2 separate regions of the Homo sapiens genome follow, and region 2 is linked to region 1. A link is a loop called in an ENCODE intact Hi-C map of the cell type or tissue named here. Cell type or tissue: Caco-2. All regions are shown on one strand.

Region 1 (8,000 bases):
CAAACTCCTGAGCTCAAGTGATCCCTCATCTTGGCCTCCAAAAGTGCTGGGATTACAGGTGTGCGCCACCACGCCCGGCCCACAATGCCACTTTCTGATGGTAGTCACATGCCCAACGGCTTATTATGTTCTTGGTGATTTGTGTCCTCTCCCCCAAAGAGCTCACAGGGCCACAAACCTGAGAGACAGGAGGGCAGTTAAAATTATTGTCCCAGACTCTCAGAATTTCAGTAACTAGCCGAAAGCCACATAGTTATTTGATTGGAAAGTTGGATCAGTTCCCAGGACTCCTGCCCCTTGCCCAGGGCTGCATCTGCCACCCTGTGCCTTCCAGTTTGTGCGGTGGTAGAGGCAGTGGTCCCTGGGAACACCTGCTATTCCCAAGGTAGAGAATATCACACGGAAGAAAGCAGCACTTGTCAGGTAATGAGAACGCCTGTTGTATTGCTGGGAAAACTGAATGAAGTCCAGGGAGGTTAAATGAATCCTAGAATCTTATTCTTGAAGTAACTCGAGATCATTGCATTTGACGTCCTACCTGAGCTTCTATTATCTCCCGCGGGTGGTTATCCTGCCTCGGCTGCTGCCGCCTTCTGCTCTTCTTCCTCTTTCTCCATTTTCCCCTTCTTCTGAAAGCTGACATCATTGAGCACTTACCACCTTCCAGGCACTGTTCTAGATGCTTTGTATGTATTAAGTTGATTCTCCAGCCAACCCTATGAAGTAGGTACTGTTGTCCCACTTTACACATGAGGAAATACATAACCACAGAGGTTATGTAGCTTGCCCAAGATGACACATGAGCCAAGTGATAGAGCCGGGATATGAACTAGGCAGCCTGGGCCATGCTCTGGAGTGATCCTAAGGCAGGCCATCGCTGAGTTGGGCAGCTGTGAAACGAGGGAGCACATGAAAGCACCCAGTGCCTTGCCCGGCGTAGGGAATGTGCTCAGTCAATGCAAGTGACTTCTAAACATACCAGGAGGTTTTACCTTAGACTGAGCCAAATTGATTTCCCATGGGTCTTTTTTTTCTTTCTTTCTTTTTTGAGATGGAGTCTCGCTCGGTTGCCCAGGCTGGAGTGCCGTGGCGCGACCTCAGCTCACTGCAACCTCCACCTTCCGGGTTCGAGCGATTCTCCTGCCTCAGCCTCCTGAGTAGCTGGGTCTACAGGTGTGTACCACCACACCCGGCTAATTTTTGTATTTTTATAGAGACAGGGTTTCACCATGTTGGCCAGGCTGGTCTCGAACCCCTGACCTCAGGTGATCCGCCCGCCTTGGCCTCCCAAAGTGCTGGGATTACAGGTGTGAGCCACTGCACCTGGCTCCCATGGGTCTTTGTTCTGCACCCTCCTTGGAACCCCATTCCAGCCTTCTGAATGTGAAGCTACCTAATGAACAAGAAGCAAAGCCAACTTTCAGTCTCCTTCTACCTCAGTTTCCAAGACCCTTCCCCAAACTGAAATCCCCTGGCCAGGAAGACAACAGCCTGTGGGCCTAGAGAAATGTCCAAGGCTGGGACCTGCCTTATGAGGGAGATAGATCCTTGGCCACAGGGCTGCGCTGAGGGTTGTCACACATCCGTTCTTTAGCATGTTTCCAGAGTGCCTCCTATGTGCCAGGCACAGCCACGGAGCAGCACAGCTGGCCCCATCTCAAGGCTGGGCCCTTACAAAATGTGTGCACAGACACCTGCTGAATCTGTCAGATGCCAGATTGGTGGTGGGGTCCTGGGGACAGGAGCCTGAGGACTAGGAGAACTGTTGCTTCTCCACTGCTCCTAGGAGGCTGGGTGGGGATGCAGACACCCCATCAGGGGGCCAAAATTTCAGCTGACCCAAATCTAAGAGCACAGAGTAGGCAACTAGATGGAGGAAGCTCACCAGTTTATTTGTGCTAAAATAGCATCAGCCGACTCTCCTTTGAAACGTAACGGTCCTGCCAGAGTCCAGAGTAAATAGGCCGGAACATGAGATCTGCCAGGTGGGGTGCAAATTGGCAGTAAACAAAGCAATCGGGCTGTCTGAGTAGCGGAAGTCAGCTGAGAAAGTGCATTTCTCCTGCACGGAGCTGTGGGGTGGCGGCTGCTGGGCTCTCTCTTGCCCTCAGCTCCTTTGGGGAGGGAAGTGGGAGGGGGTATGTCAAGAGCTTGACCCTGGGCTTTAGGGGTGGAGGAGGAGCCGACTTTTGTCCTGTATTCCTGGGCCAATAATGCTGCTACTTCTCTCGCTGCTTCTCCAGTTGCCATCCTGCGTTACTGCAGGTCCTCACACCAGCCCTCCACGGCAGGTCTTATTAGTCCCATTGGACAAGGGAAAACACAGATGTCCAGAGAACCTGAGACACCGACACAGGGTCACACAGCTGAACCTGGGCTTTGTGGTTCGGTGTTGCCCGGGTCTGCCTTCGTCTCTTTAGCCACTGCTTCTCCGTGTGGCCAGTGCCTTTCTAAGGAACTTCCAGCTCCCAGCAGGGGAAGAACCTGAGCAGCCCAGCTGGGAGATGATCAGGGTGGGGCTGGTAGAGCAAGGTCAGGCCACCCTTGGATGCTTTGGGGAGGTCATCAGAGATCATCATCTGTCTCCCCACAAGGCACGGGTTCCATTGCACAGGGACTGTTTGCTTCTGCATTCTTTTTTTTTTTTTTTTCCTGAGACGGAGCCTTGCTCTGTCACCAGGCTGGAGTGCAGTGGCACGATCTCGGCTCACTGCAACCTCCGCCTCCCAGGTTCAAGTGATTCCCCTGCCTCAGCCTCCCGAGTAGCTGGGACTACAGGCGCACACCACCATGCCTGGCTAATTTTTTGTATTTTAATAGAGACAGGGTTTCATCATGTTAGCCAGGATGGTCTCGATCTCCTGACCTCATGATCCACCAGCCTTGACCTCCCAAAGTGCTGGGATTAGCGGCGTGAGCCACCGCGTCTGGCCGTTTCTGCATTCTTTCCCCAACAACCAGAACAGCACTGGGTGCTCAGTATGCGTTTAGTGGGTGAACGGCTGCTTTGGTGAGCCGCTTGTCTGCAGAGGCCCTGGACTCTGGAGCCCTAGACTAGCAATGAGCCTTGACTCTGGAAAGCTTGGATGGGCCGCCTTCGACTCGCAGATGTATGGGATTGAAAAGTCAATTGTGTGATCTTAAAACACATTTCCCCTGGTGGATGACAGGACTGGTTTCTCAGGTTAGTGTAGCCGGCGATGGAGCTGAACCAGTACAAAGAGTAACACCAGGCCTACCTGGACCTTGGCTCCAGGCACTTTACCCCCTCCTCGAACCCAGATGAGCCTGGCATCAATGGGTCAAGGGGGACTGTACTGGGGTGACTGGTAAGAGCAAAGGTGGCGTTTGGGCTGACAGCGCTAACTTCTGGATCAGGCTGTGGGCACTGCAGCTGCCATGAGTCAGGAGGAGGCTCTGGGAACATGGATTGGACCTGGGGTGCTCCTTCAGACATACCCAGTGTGAGCTAGGGGCTGCCTGCATCCTGGGGGCATTTATCATCACGCGGAGCTAGTTACGTGGCAGGGCACTGGGCAGGTCAGGATTGGGTACTGTGGTGGCAGAGAGCCCCAGGAAGAGGTCGCCTTTGTGTGGGGATGACAGAGGTCCCTGCGGTCTGCAGGGTGAGCTGAGGTCCTAGTCCACCTTCCGTCTTCTTGGCTTCTGGAGCCCATCAGGGGCTGCACCATGAATGCCCAGTGACTCTGGACCTCCCTGGTCAAGGCTGCTGGACAGGCTTCCCCTTCTTACCCTTCTCAGTGGATCCATGATGCCTGCAGTGCTGGGTCCAAAGAAGTCTGAGGCCAACTGTGGGCTCCCTGGGAAGGGGCACTGGACTCCCTGGGAAGGGGCGCTGGGAAGGGGCCCTGGGAAGGGGTGATATCTGACATGGCCACAGGGTACCATGGCTTTGTCAAGTCAGATTGAGTCTAGCCGTCTCATTTCACAAGTGAGGGCATTGAGGTTCAGAGAGGGAAGGAACTTGCCTGAGATCATGTGACTTGCAGAATCGAGGTTTGAAATGGGGTCCCCTGGCCGCTAGTGCCTTTGGTATCATACCTTTCATTAGACGGACTCACCAGGAGCCTCCCATCAAACCAGGGGAGCATGTGCCCTGCTCCCCACCTGACCTAATGCAGTGCCCATTCCAACCCCAGCTGCCAGCCAGCCCCATTCATACTGGGCAGGGCGTGGAAAGAGCTGTAGAAGCAGCCCTGTCCTCTGGGTGTTGTGACTCTGAGAGGCACATGGAGAAGAGACCAGCAGGGGTGTTACAGAAACCATAGCAGGCAGTCAACACACACTCATCAGACCCACACCAAGGTTAGCCGCGTGCTACGTCCCCGTGTCTAGGCTGGGGATGGGGGCAGAGTGGGACAAGCTGATGGTTCTCCTCTGAGCAATCCAAGGAAGCTTCCTGGAGGAAGTAGGGCTCTGGGGAGGAGCGGCCTTAACTGGGGCACAGGGAGAGGCTGGTTTGACGTGTGGGAAGTAGCCTGGTGTGGTGGGGGGTGACGGGAGGGCTTGGACAGCTGGAGTTAGAGTCCCTCTCTCTACTCACTGTGCGGCGTTGGACAAGTTTGTTCATGTATCTGAAGCCTCTGTTTGCTCAGCAATAAAATGGGGACAATGAAAAACCTAATCTCACAGGGTTGGGGAAGAGCAAATAAGATACCACCTGTGAAAGGGCTTCTTAAGTCTGAAGGTGTTTTCAGTACGTACTGTGTGATTTTATTTATATAAAGTTCAAAAACAGGCGAAGTAATCTATGGTAATAGAAGCTGGGATAGCAGTTAGCCTTGGCAGGGGGCCTGAGAAAGGGCCTCTAGAATACTGATAATGCTCTATTTCGTGATCTGAGAGCTAGTTCTGTGGACATTCCTTGAGCTGCACACTTATGTGCACTTCTCTTTCTTTTTTTCCTTTGAGGCAGGTCTCACTCTGTCGCCCAGGCTGGAGTGCGGTGGCATGATCTCCATCTCCCGGGCTCAGGGTGATTCTCCCACCCTGGCACCCGCCCTCTCACCCCAGTAGCTGAGTCTACAGGCATGTACCACCATGCCCCACTAATTTTTTATATTTTTTCTTTCTAGAGACAGTGTTTCTCTATGTTGCCCCGGCTTGAACTTCTGGGCTCAAGCGATCCTCCCACCTCGGCCTCTCAAAGCCCTGGGATTACAGGTGTGAGCCGCTGTGCCCAGCCATGTGCACTTTTCTGTGTAAACAGTATACATCAATTCAAAAAGTTTGTTTTTAGGCCGGGCACAGTGGCTCATGCCTGTAATCCTAGCATTTTGGGAGGATGAGGTTGGTGGATCACTTGAGGTCAGGCGTTCAAGACCGGCCTGACCAACATGGTGAAACCCCATCTCCCCTAAAAATACAAAATTAACCAGGTGTGGTGGCACATGCCTGTAATCCAAGCTATTTGGGAGGCTGAGGCAGGAGAATCACTTGAACCTGGAAGGCGGAGGTTGCAGTGAGCCAGAGGTTGCAGTGAGCCAAGATTGCACCATTGCACTCCAGCCTGTGCAGCAAGAGTGAAACACCATCTCAAAAAAAAGAAAAAAAAAGTTCGTTTTTAAAGTGCTTATCACAGTCAGGTTATAAATGGCTAAAGGGCGGTCACTTGACAGTGTCCAAGAGGAAACCTGGAATGATGTTAATAGAAATAGTGGTTGAACACTTTAGGCAGAAGAAACATTTTCTCATTTAAACCTCAACAACTCACATTTTACAAGTGGGGAAACTCAGTGAGGTTGCAGAAGTTGCCCAAAGTCACACAGCCAGCCCGTGGCAGAGGGTCTGACCAGAGCCAGCACCCAGTCCTGGGGAACCTGGAGGATGCAAAGGCAGGTGGGGTTGCCCTGATCCCGCCTCGGCTTGCCGGGGCTTTGGCTTCTGGAGCTGCGTCATCTTTGTGGCTCTGCCCCTGCTGGGGTCCTGCCAGGCCTCAGCTTTCATGGAATGTGGAGAGCAGCCTCAGCTCCCTGCGGCCCCAGGGTGGAGATGCTTCCAGAGTGGGAGGAAGCAGGGGCGGGAGCTGGACAGCATCTGTCTGCAGGGTCTGCTGGGTGGGGACCCCGGAGCAGATGGTGTTTCACTCAGTTAAAACCCCTCAGGGCAGACCCCTGCCGGTGAGAGAGGGAGCATGGCAATGCTTATCCCAGCAGAGGAGGGGAGCAGGGAGCCGCTGCAAGTTCCCTCCTGCCTTCCTGGAGCCCGTGCTGGGGATTTATCTCCTCCCAGAGGCCTAACTGCGCCCCAGACACTCGCACCTGCATCCTCCAGGGGCGGGCTGGGGGCTGGGAGGAAGACGGGCATTCAGGTGCTTTTGTTACCTTTGTGATGTGGCTGAGCCAGACAGCCTCGCTCACACTAAGCCACCCCTGGCGTGTGGCCTTGTCTGGTGAGAGAGAGGTGGCATTGTGCTTGCATTTATATGCAGCTGGCAGAGCAGATACAGCCTCATTGTTGTCCAAGGTTTCCAATCAGGTGGGGAAAAAGAGGGCCTGGTGGTCCCACTCACGGGTGGAGGAAGAGGCTTCTTTACCAGCGGAACCAGCCTCACCTCCTCTGGGAGGCCTGCTCTGGTTAACCCCTTCAGCTGCTTTATCCTGGCCCTCAGCAGGGACACATGCGTTGTGAATAGAGTGAGCTCATCAACAAACAAGTCCTTTTATTTTATTTTATTTTTTTGAGACAGGGTCTCACTCTATTGCCCAGTGACGGGATTTGGGCTCACTGCAGCCTCGATCTCCCGGGCTCAGCCGGTCCTCCCACCTCAGCCTTTTGAGTAGCTGGGACCACAGGCATGGGCCACAATGCTCAGCTATTTTTTATTTTTTATTTTTGTATTTTTTGTGCAGACGTGGTTTCACCATGTTGCCTAGGCTGTTCTTGAACTGCTGAGCTCAAGCAGTCTGCCTGCCTCAACCTCCCAAAGTGCTGGGACTACAGGTGCCCGCCACCACGCCCGGCTAATTTTTTGTATTCTTAATAGAGATGGGGTTTCACAGTGTTAGCCAGGATGGTCTTGATCTCCTGACCTCATGATCTGCCCGCCTTGGCCTCCCAAAGTGCTGGGATTACAGGCATGAGCCACCAAGCCCGACCCTATAATTTTTTTATATTAAGTCTGTCTGAAATATGTTGGTCCTGTCACCCCTGTTTGACTGGAGGCTGGCTGAGGGCAGGGACTATGGGGGACCCTTCTTTCCTCTGAGCCTGTCTTAGGGAACCCATCTGTATTAGTCTGTTTTCATGCTGCTGATAAAGACATATCAGAGACTGGGTAACTTATACAGGAAAAAGGGGTTAATGAAGTTACAGTTCCACGTGGCTGGGGAGGCCTCACAATCATGGCGGAAGGCAAAGAGGAGCAAGTCACATCTTACATGAATGGCAGCAGGCAAAGAGAGAGCTTGTGCAGGGAAACTGCCCCTCATAAAACCATCAGATCTTGTGAGACCCATGAGATCTCTCATGAGATGCTAGCATGAGAACAACACGGGAAAGACCTGCCTCCATGATTCAATGACCTCCCACCAGTTTCCTCCCACGACACATGGGAACTGTGGGAGTTGCAATTCAAGATGAGATTTGGGTGGGGGCACAGCCAAACCACATCACCATCTATTGAGCATGTGCCCATCTACAGCACTTTAGTTTCCCAGGGTAGCTTTGGCTCCCTGCCTCAGGACCTTTGCACATGCTGTTCACTCTGCCTGCAACTCCTCCTTCCACCTCCTCTCCTTCTCTTGCTTCACTACTCCTTATCCATTCCTCTTCCAGGAAGCCCTTTCCTGACGCCTCCCTGAGCCTGCATAACCCCCCACCCCGACCCTCATGTGCTCTTGCAGCCCCAACCCTCGTTCCCTTTGGAGCACTCCCACCTTGCATTGTAACCTACAACTTACATTGTAGCACTGAGCTGTGGGAGGCCAGGCATCAAGTCACCACATCCACTTCTGTGCCACACTTTAACACAGTGTCTG
Region 2 (8,000 bases), 89 kb after region 1:
CTCCCTTCCCCCAGAACAGCCAAGTAATTGAAGAAAACATGAATGTTAATGATGCATTTAGCGTTTGGAAGTTAGAGGGGTGATTAATATGTTGTAAGTTGTATATTAACACCTTCACAGTGGCATAATGAAGACAAAATATACACTCAGAGATGAGATTGTTTATTCTTGTGTGCAGCACTCCTGGATGCCAACCCCCTAAGCCTCGGAACACGTGGCATGGCTGTGTGTTGCTGGGAGAGGGTGGCCGCAGGGATGGTGTCTGGCTTCGTGGTTTCTGCTGATGAGCTCTCTCACCTGTCCTGGGGCTGGCCCAGGCAGCCGGAGTGGAGGGTGGAGAGCACAGTGGGCTGGGGGCTTGGAGTCTGTGAGAGACCAGATGGTAGGGGACACTGTCATTCAGGAGTGGCATGCCCAGAAGACAGTGCAGCATGTTCTTTGTGGTCTGCGGAGCTCACTCTAAGTTTTCAAAGGAACGACAGGATAGGAGAAGTGAAGGGAGGATGCAGGAAATAGGAAATGCCTGCAGTGTCTTGAGCTTCAGGAACTCTGGGATTTGCCCATTCTGCCCTAGGGAGGTCCCCCTCCCCAGCAAGGGGATTCTTGCTACAGGTTATGCCTAGTGAGTCACAAGCCTGGGTGCAAGCAAAACATGTTGATTGGAAACTCTCTGACCAGGTTCTGTATTGGTGCTCAGGCCTTTTACATGAGAACCACAGAGTCTCAGAATGTCAGCGCAGGAAGAGCCTTGAAAGAACGTCCGGCCCATGTCCTGTCGTTTTCAACAGGAAACCAAGGCCCAGTGAGCGGACAAGACTTTGATTTGGATTGACAGCTCGAGGCAGAACCAGGAGAGGGTCAGCTCACCTTCGTTCAGCCCCTGGGACTCTAGATTGGGGTGCAGAGATCTAGGGACTCTGGCCCCTCGATGACTCCCTTGGCCCATTTGTCCAGGAGGCCACATAGGAACTCCACCCAGTAGCTCCAAAGTGTGGAATAGCGGATAGGATGTAGAGAGATTTGAATCCTAGCTCTGCTGATTACTGGATGTGTGGCTGTGAGAAAGTGGTTTCATCTCTTCGGGCCTTAGTATCTCCATCTGTCAAAGAGGAACAATAATATTTAATATGCAGTATAATTGTAAGGATCACTTGCATCCTGAACACACACACTAAAAAATGATTAGCATTAACGTGTGCGTGTCTGCATGCATGCACGTGTGTGTGTGAAATACCAAGTACAGTTTCTGGCAAAAGACAAGGAAGGCGCTCAAAAAATGGTGATAATGGTGTATCATAATTGTTACTGTTATCATCATGATTTGCTTTCACGGCTGCAGCCTGCACACCCAGCTCTCATCTGTTCTTCAAGATTCATTTTAGTCACCCTTCCTCCGTGCATAATCCCTCACTGCCCACTACCCCAGTCTCAGTTCAGCACACTCCTGTGTGTGGTATAACCCTTCATCCATCTCTTGTTGGTGGAGTTTGCTTGTCTCTCTCCCCCATCTGCCTATAAGCTCGGTGGGGGCGGAGACTGTGCCTCCTCCCTTCCCCCGCAGCATCAGTGTTCCTGAAATGTTCATTGGACGGATGAGTGCTCTAATTCCAGGCCTGGTGCGCCCCACCTGGGATGAAGCCAGTGCGTGTGAACCTGCTAGCTTCTGATTTCTTAAGATGAATCCTGAGTTCTTTTGTGCAGTGCAGGGAGTGCTGTGCTTTTGGGTTGAGGGCACCCCCTCCTAGGGATAGAAAGTTGGTGACCCCTTACCTCCTTGCAGGGCCGATTGTAACTTAGGTCCTGCTGCTTCCACAAAGCCTTCCCTAGTAATTCCATCTTTTCTGTACCGCTCCTGTAATACTTAATTCATTCTTCTCCTGACATGCTTGTCATACTTTACCTTGTCCTGTATCACTTACTTATGTGATGTATCTCCTTTGCGATACACCTCGTATCTATCCCTGTGGGACAACTCGTCCGCCCGTGAACCACCATGGGTCCATCTATAGTAGACTTTACCATTGGTAGAGTTTAAATGGCACTTTGTTGAATGAATGAATGATAAATTTCCTACTATATTTGTAGTGTGGAAGCCTGTTCAGCTGTTATCTCATTGTAATGCTAGTTTTTCTCATTATCCATTCTACATTCCGTGAGAGCAAGGATTTTACTAAATACTTCTGTGTCCTCATAATACTGGGCAGATAATTTAATGGGTAATTAATTACTGATTGATTTCCTTAAATTTTCTATCCTATTAAGACTTTTGAGGCAAAAAAAAAAAAAAATCTTATTAGCCTTGTTAAGGGGTGCCAACATTTGAAAGAATTGACTAAGCCTGAGTCCCTATGATGAAACGTATAGCATGTGGGATTCCCCATGACAGGTGGAAATCCAAAGGGTTTTTCTGATCATTTCCTGAAAGCCACTGATGACTTCACTGAAGGCAAAAGATCTCAGTTAAAGGGAATTATTAGACTTGACACTAGAAGTTGTCAGTGTAGCCCTCATTATCGGGCTACTTTGTGGTGGATGGGAACTGGCTTTGGGGCTTTGTCTGTGACAGGAGAGTGCTCCCTGCTGACTCTGGGTGGGTCAGACAGAGGCCATACCAGAGCTCTGAGCTTCCACCGTGTGTAGAGCCCTGAGCGGGGCAGGGAACACAGGGACAAAGAGGAGTGAGGTAGGTAGGGGAGGAGGGTCATGGGCACATGGTGCAAACCCGAGTGTGTGTGTGAGAAAAAAGCATTTCTAATCAGTGACCCTCGTATTAAGCAGGGTTCTGTGTGTGAGTGGTGGGGTTGCTGGGATAAAGAGCCATTTGAGGCTGGAGGGCTGGTCTCTGCCATTGGGGTCTTGGCTGGTGAGAATGAGGATGATTACTCATATCCATGTGTCGTTGTGACTCAGAGAGCTCGGGTTCTGGAGTTGGAGAGACCAAAGTTCACAGCTGAGCCCAGCTGCTGCTTAGCTGATTGGCCTTGGGTAAGTTCCTCACACTTTCTGTTTCTTCTTCTCTTGTGTGGGGTATCATAATAACTGCTTCCTGTTTCTCTGTGTCTTGTACAAGAAGACATGCCCCCACAGTGGGACTAGCACTCAGGTCTTGTCAATTCTTGTCCTGTGCTTTCTATACCCTTCAGCCAAGGGAAGGGGGGCTGTCTGCTTAATTAGCTGATGTTGATAAGAGCTTTGGAGATACAAAGCTCTTGATAAGAGCTAATCCCCTTAATCTGTGTGGGGCTGATGTGTGCATGTGTTGTACAAGGCAAATAGCACTGGGGGGATTGACCAGGAATGCAGGGCAGCACACGGAGTGTGCATGTGTTTGCGTGTGTGCATGTGTACACATTGTTCTTGCTCCCTTGAAAGGTGCTGCAGACATGATGTGCAGGGATTCATGCCTCAGATGGAGCTTGGAGGAGATGCCCTCCGTGTTTTTCCATCCCCAAAATGCTGTGATTCTATCCTTGATTGGAAGGTGGCTCCAGGTCCTGGGGCAGGGAAGCTCCTGAGCTCTGCAGGAGCGTCTGTGTGGTCCAAGGGAAGGATTTAAGAGCCCAGAGTCAGGTGTGGGGTGAGCTTTCTGCACACTGCCCTGCTCACTGTCTCAGGGTGCTGAGGCATTTAAAAATTGTCCTGATAATCCTTCTGGCAAAGTTGCCAGCCCTACTATAGCCTAGAAAAGAGGAATCTGTGAACTCAAAGACATGCTGTTCTGTTTTGACTCAGCAATGGGCAATCTGTTTTCTCCCAGGAGTTTGGTCTTAACCTTAGGTTATCAATTGGTTCACCCTGCCCTCTGTTCCCTCCCCTCTGCATATGTAAGCTCAGCCTGCATCCTCTCTCGCTTCCTTCTGTGAACCTTCCCTGCAGGCAGTGATGGGGACAGGCCCTCAGTGCAGTGCCTGGCCTGCCCCCCATGTAGGCGTGGCTCCCCCAGAAACAGACCCCAAGTGAAGACAGAAGTAAGTGCAAGTGGTTATGTGGTTGGTGGTCCTGGGAACCACACAGAAAGGGGGTTATGGTTTTTTAAAAGTGCACTCATTTGCCTGATAGAAGAGTGGAGAAGTGAGACAGGGAAGGGAAAGAAGACCATAAAACTGTGGCCACCCGGGGCCCAATCCCACTGGGGCACAGTGGGAGAGTATGGCCACTAGCTAGGGTCTAGCACTTGGGGCCTGTCCCATGTGCATGGGCTGCATGAGCTCCAGAGACCAGAAAGTTCTTGGATGAGACAGAGGTGCCTGCATCTGGAGGCCCCCGGATCAGCGAGTGTGAGAGAAGTGGACATGGCCCCACAGCTGCTCCTGGCCAATCTGAACTACTGCATCCTAGACCCAGGCTTGGCCATTGCAGTGAAGACATCTCCTGTGGCTGTAACCCCACTCAGATGTACATGCCAGCTACCCTACGGTTCTAGGAGCATTTTTGCAATTTTTATTTCTTGGAAGACACTGGCAGTGATCTGATTTATTAAAACTGTAAGTTGGCTGGGCGCGGTGGCTCACGTCTGTAATCCCAGCACTTTGGGAGGCCAAGGCGGGTGGATCATGAGGTCAGGAGATCGAGACCATCCTGGCTAACATGGTGAAACCCCGTCTCTACTAACAATACAAAAAATTATCCGGGTGTGGTGGCGGGCGCTTGTAGTCCCAGCTACTCGGGAGGCTGAGGCAGGAGAATGGTGTGAACCCAGGAGGCGGAGCTTGCAGTGAGCTGAGATCGCGCCACTGCACTCCAGCCTGGGCAACAAAGCAAGACTCAATCTCAAAACAAAACAAAACAAAAAACAAAACAAACAAACAAACAAAAACCGTAAGCAAATATGCATTCATCGTGGGTTTCGTTTGTGTCAGGCACCATGCTAGGTGCTTTTTCTGTGTATCTCATCTTGGTCCTTTTGATATCCCATGAAGCAGGTGTTGTTATTCTTGTTTGCTATTTGAGGCAACTGAGGCAGAGAGTGGTTAAGTGAGTTTATGCAGCTTGTAGGAGGCCGATTGAGGCCCTGAACCTAGTACCATACCATCTTTCCTGGCTGCGCTCACCATCTGAGAGCTTGGTTCTGCCAAATGGCACTTCACAAAGCATTGAGCGGGTTGGGTGGGCTACTTCTGTGGGCCTCCTGTGTATAGACACCAAAAATAAGATTCAATCCAACTAAAAGCCTGTTAATTATGCCCCAAAAATATGGATTGAAGGGTACCTGGGCCTTGATGGATGGAAGCTGCCTTTAAGTCAGACTCTGAGGAATGTCGTAGCCCCTCACCCTTTGATGAATTTGTGTCTGCCTGGCAGGGCCTGGCAGCTGCCCGGGCTCTGGCTCTCTTCTCTATTCCAGGAAGCCCAGCCATGCCAGCTCTGGCTTGTCACTCTTTTTGTCCCAGGGAGCCCCTAGAGACCTCTCAGTAATGCATTCTACCTACTGGGCTTGGCTGGCACTCTTCCTGCCCCTAGGGCCTGGTAAGTGACTTTGCCATCAGGCTTTGTGATTGCAGCTTGTGGGTGGGGATCCCCAGGATCCTCTTTAACTGGGTGCTCAGTTTTCATTTTAATCTGACAACTGAAGAGCTCTGGAGTAGGAGCCAGGAGATCTTGATTTCAGTCTCACTCATTGCTTATGTGTCCCCCTACTTCTCTTCTCTGGGCCTAGCGTCCTCATCTGCTAAGTGATGGGATCTAGTATCCCTTCCAGGCCTGAAATCCCAGGAGTTGGGGAGAAGCAGGAATTGGGTTACAAAGAGGGCAGAGGGTTACCAGCTGATTTCAGAGGTTTGTCTCCTCCAGGACCCAGCTGTCTGCTGGCTGACAGGTCAAGCACCCGGGATCCATTACATTAGATCAATCTAAGAGACCTTGGATTCTGCCAGTCCTAGGCACTTCATAAAATCCCTGGCCTTACATCTTTGTTGGGGTGGGGATGGGGCAGAGGGAAGAACTTGGGAATTGGTGCATGGTGGGGATGGGGAAGAGGGCTGTGGACTGACCCATATTTGAGCCACGGAGTCTGGGCCAGCCCCAGGAGCAGAGGGGCCTGTAGAATGGGCCATGATGGATTGTGACCACTCAGCTTGTGGGTCAATAATCCCTTTACTAAGAGATCCGCAGGTGCACCTTAGCTGGAGCTCAGTCATAAAGGCAGCAGTGGAGAATGGAGCTTTCATAAGGGGTCCTGAGGAAGCGCCTGTTAGATTGCTCTTTCAAATTGGCCGTGACAGACATGTTCCTTAGGGAGCCATTATCTTCAGACGGAAGCTGGATACTTTGGTCTGGAAGATTTGACCCTAGGCTATTCAGCCAGGATGGATGGAATAGGAAGTTGGCCCTACAATGCCTCATGGCCAAAGTGCTTTGGCCATGGTGGCCAGGAAGGGATACAGAATGTTGAGAGGGGAGCAGAGGGACTGGAGATGGTCATGCACAAGGCACCAGACCCCTCCAAAGGTGTCGGAAAACCAAAGATCAGCACATGAAACTACGTCAAGACCTTGAGGGAGCACACAGATTTCAGATATGGGAGTGGGCTGCTCAGATTTTACAAGATAACCCTTTTGTCTCAGGCAATGAACCAGTCAGCTTTCCTTGCACCAAACAAGCTTATAATACACTACAGTTACCTGTACAAGTGATTCCAGTGCCCCCTGTGCATCAAGCAGTTTTTATTGGGCTTTTGCCCTGGGGTTCCTTGAAGTTGCCACTGCTAAAGGGGACTTTTTTAAGAGGCTTAAAAGCCTCTGCTAGAATGATCAAAGAGGGTTCCAGGATGGCAGTGGACAGGTGTGACTGGAGCAAAAAGTTCACTTAGGACAGGGGTTCTCCTGGGGAACCTTCTCGGGAGCCCCGTGAATGTTGGCAAAGTGTTACGTGTAAGTAGTGATGTGTGTTTCTCTGGGCAAGAGCGTAAAACCTTCAGCCAGAGTCTCAAAATGGTCTTTTGTCTCGCAAGAGGTTACGGTTAAGAACCGCAGTCAGCTCTATACAGCAGGGCTATGTCTGCTTTGCTTTCCATTGTTTTCTTAGTACCTAGCTTAGGTACCTGGCACTTAGTAGGTGGTTAATAAATAATGGTTGGATGAACAGCTGACTAAGAAGATTAATAGTTCATGACTGGGAAAAGCTTTTTTATTTTATTTTATTTTATTTTATCTTATTTATTTATTTATTTATTGAGGCAGGATCTAACTCTGTTGCCCAGGCTTGAGTGCAATGGCACGATCTCAGCTCACTGCAGCCTCAGCCTCGCAGGCCCAAGTGATCCTCCCATCTCAGCCTCCTGAGGAGCTAAGACCATAGACATGTGCCACTACACCTGGCTAATTTCGAAATTTTTTGTACAGACAGTGATATCATTTGGATCAGTGGGGCCTGGTTGTAGGTGATTGGATCATAGAGGTGGATTTCCCTCTTCGTGCTGTTCTTGTGATAGTCAATGAGTTCTTGTGAGATCTGGTCATTTAAAAGTGTGTAGCACCTCCCCCACTCTTCCTCCTGCTCCGGCTGTGTGAAGTGCTCACTCCTCCTTTGCCTTTGGCCATGATTGTAAGTTTTCTGAGGCCTCCCCAGAAGCAGATGCTGCTGTGCTTTCTGTACAGCTTGCAGAATTGTGAGCCAGTAACATCTCTTTTCATCATAAATTACCCAGTCTCAAATATTTCTTTATAGCAACGTGAGAATGGAATAATAATGAAAATTGGTATCGGGAGTGGGGTATTGCTATAAAGATACCTGAAAATGTGGAAGCAACTTTGGAACTGGGTAATAGGCAGAGGCTGAGAGAGTATGGAGGGCTCAGCAGAAGGCAGGAAGATTTGGAATTTCCTAGAGACTTTTTGAATGGTTGTGACCCAAATGCAGATAGTGATATGAACAGAGATAGCCAGGCTCTGGATGTGTCCAGATGGAGATGAGAAACTTATTGGAAACTGGAGTAAAAGGTCACTTTTACTATGTCTTAGCAAAGAGCCTGGCTTCCTAGTGTCCCTGTTCTAGGGATTTGT

What was found. Peaks named below come from ENCODE experiments on the same cell type or tissue, not always from the same donor. Only the 100,000 strongest peaks of a DNase experiment are listed, where the experiment ranks them.
Region 2: it touches region 1 in a loop (2.0-fold over the local background); 5 of 110 quality-filtered maps call a loop at or near these places.

What each region holds. Positions count from the first base shown.
Region 1 is chr11:120,521,292-120,529,291 of GRCh38, forward strand. All of the region lies in intron 1 of GRIK4 (glutamate ionotropic receptor kainate type subunit 4), which reads left to right. Among named protein-coding and RNA genes, the nearest start is that of GRIK4, 14 kb to the left of the region's middle. In Caco-2, no CTCF peak of the experiment used is centred here; DNase peaks (open chromatin) are centred at 2,242, 2,508, 4,540 and 6,120.
Region 2 is chr11:120,610,227-120,618,226 of GRCh38, forward strand. All of the region lies in intron 1 of GRIK4 (glutamate ionotropic receptor kainate type subunit 4), which reads left to right. Among named protein-coding and RNA genes, the nearest start is that of GRIK4, 100 kb to the left of the region's middle. RefSeq lists enhancers at 1-291, 2,797-3,136. In Caco-2, no CTCF peak of the experiment used is centred here; DNase peaks (open chromatin) are centred at 2,638, 2,955 and 3,235.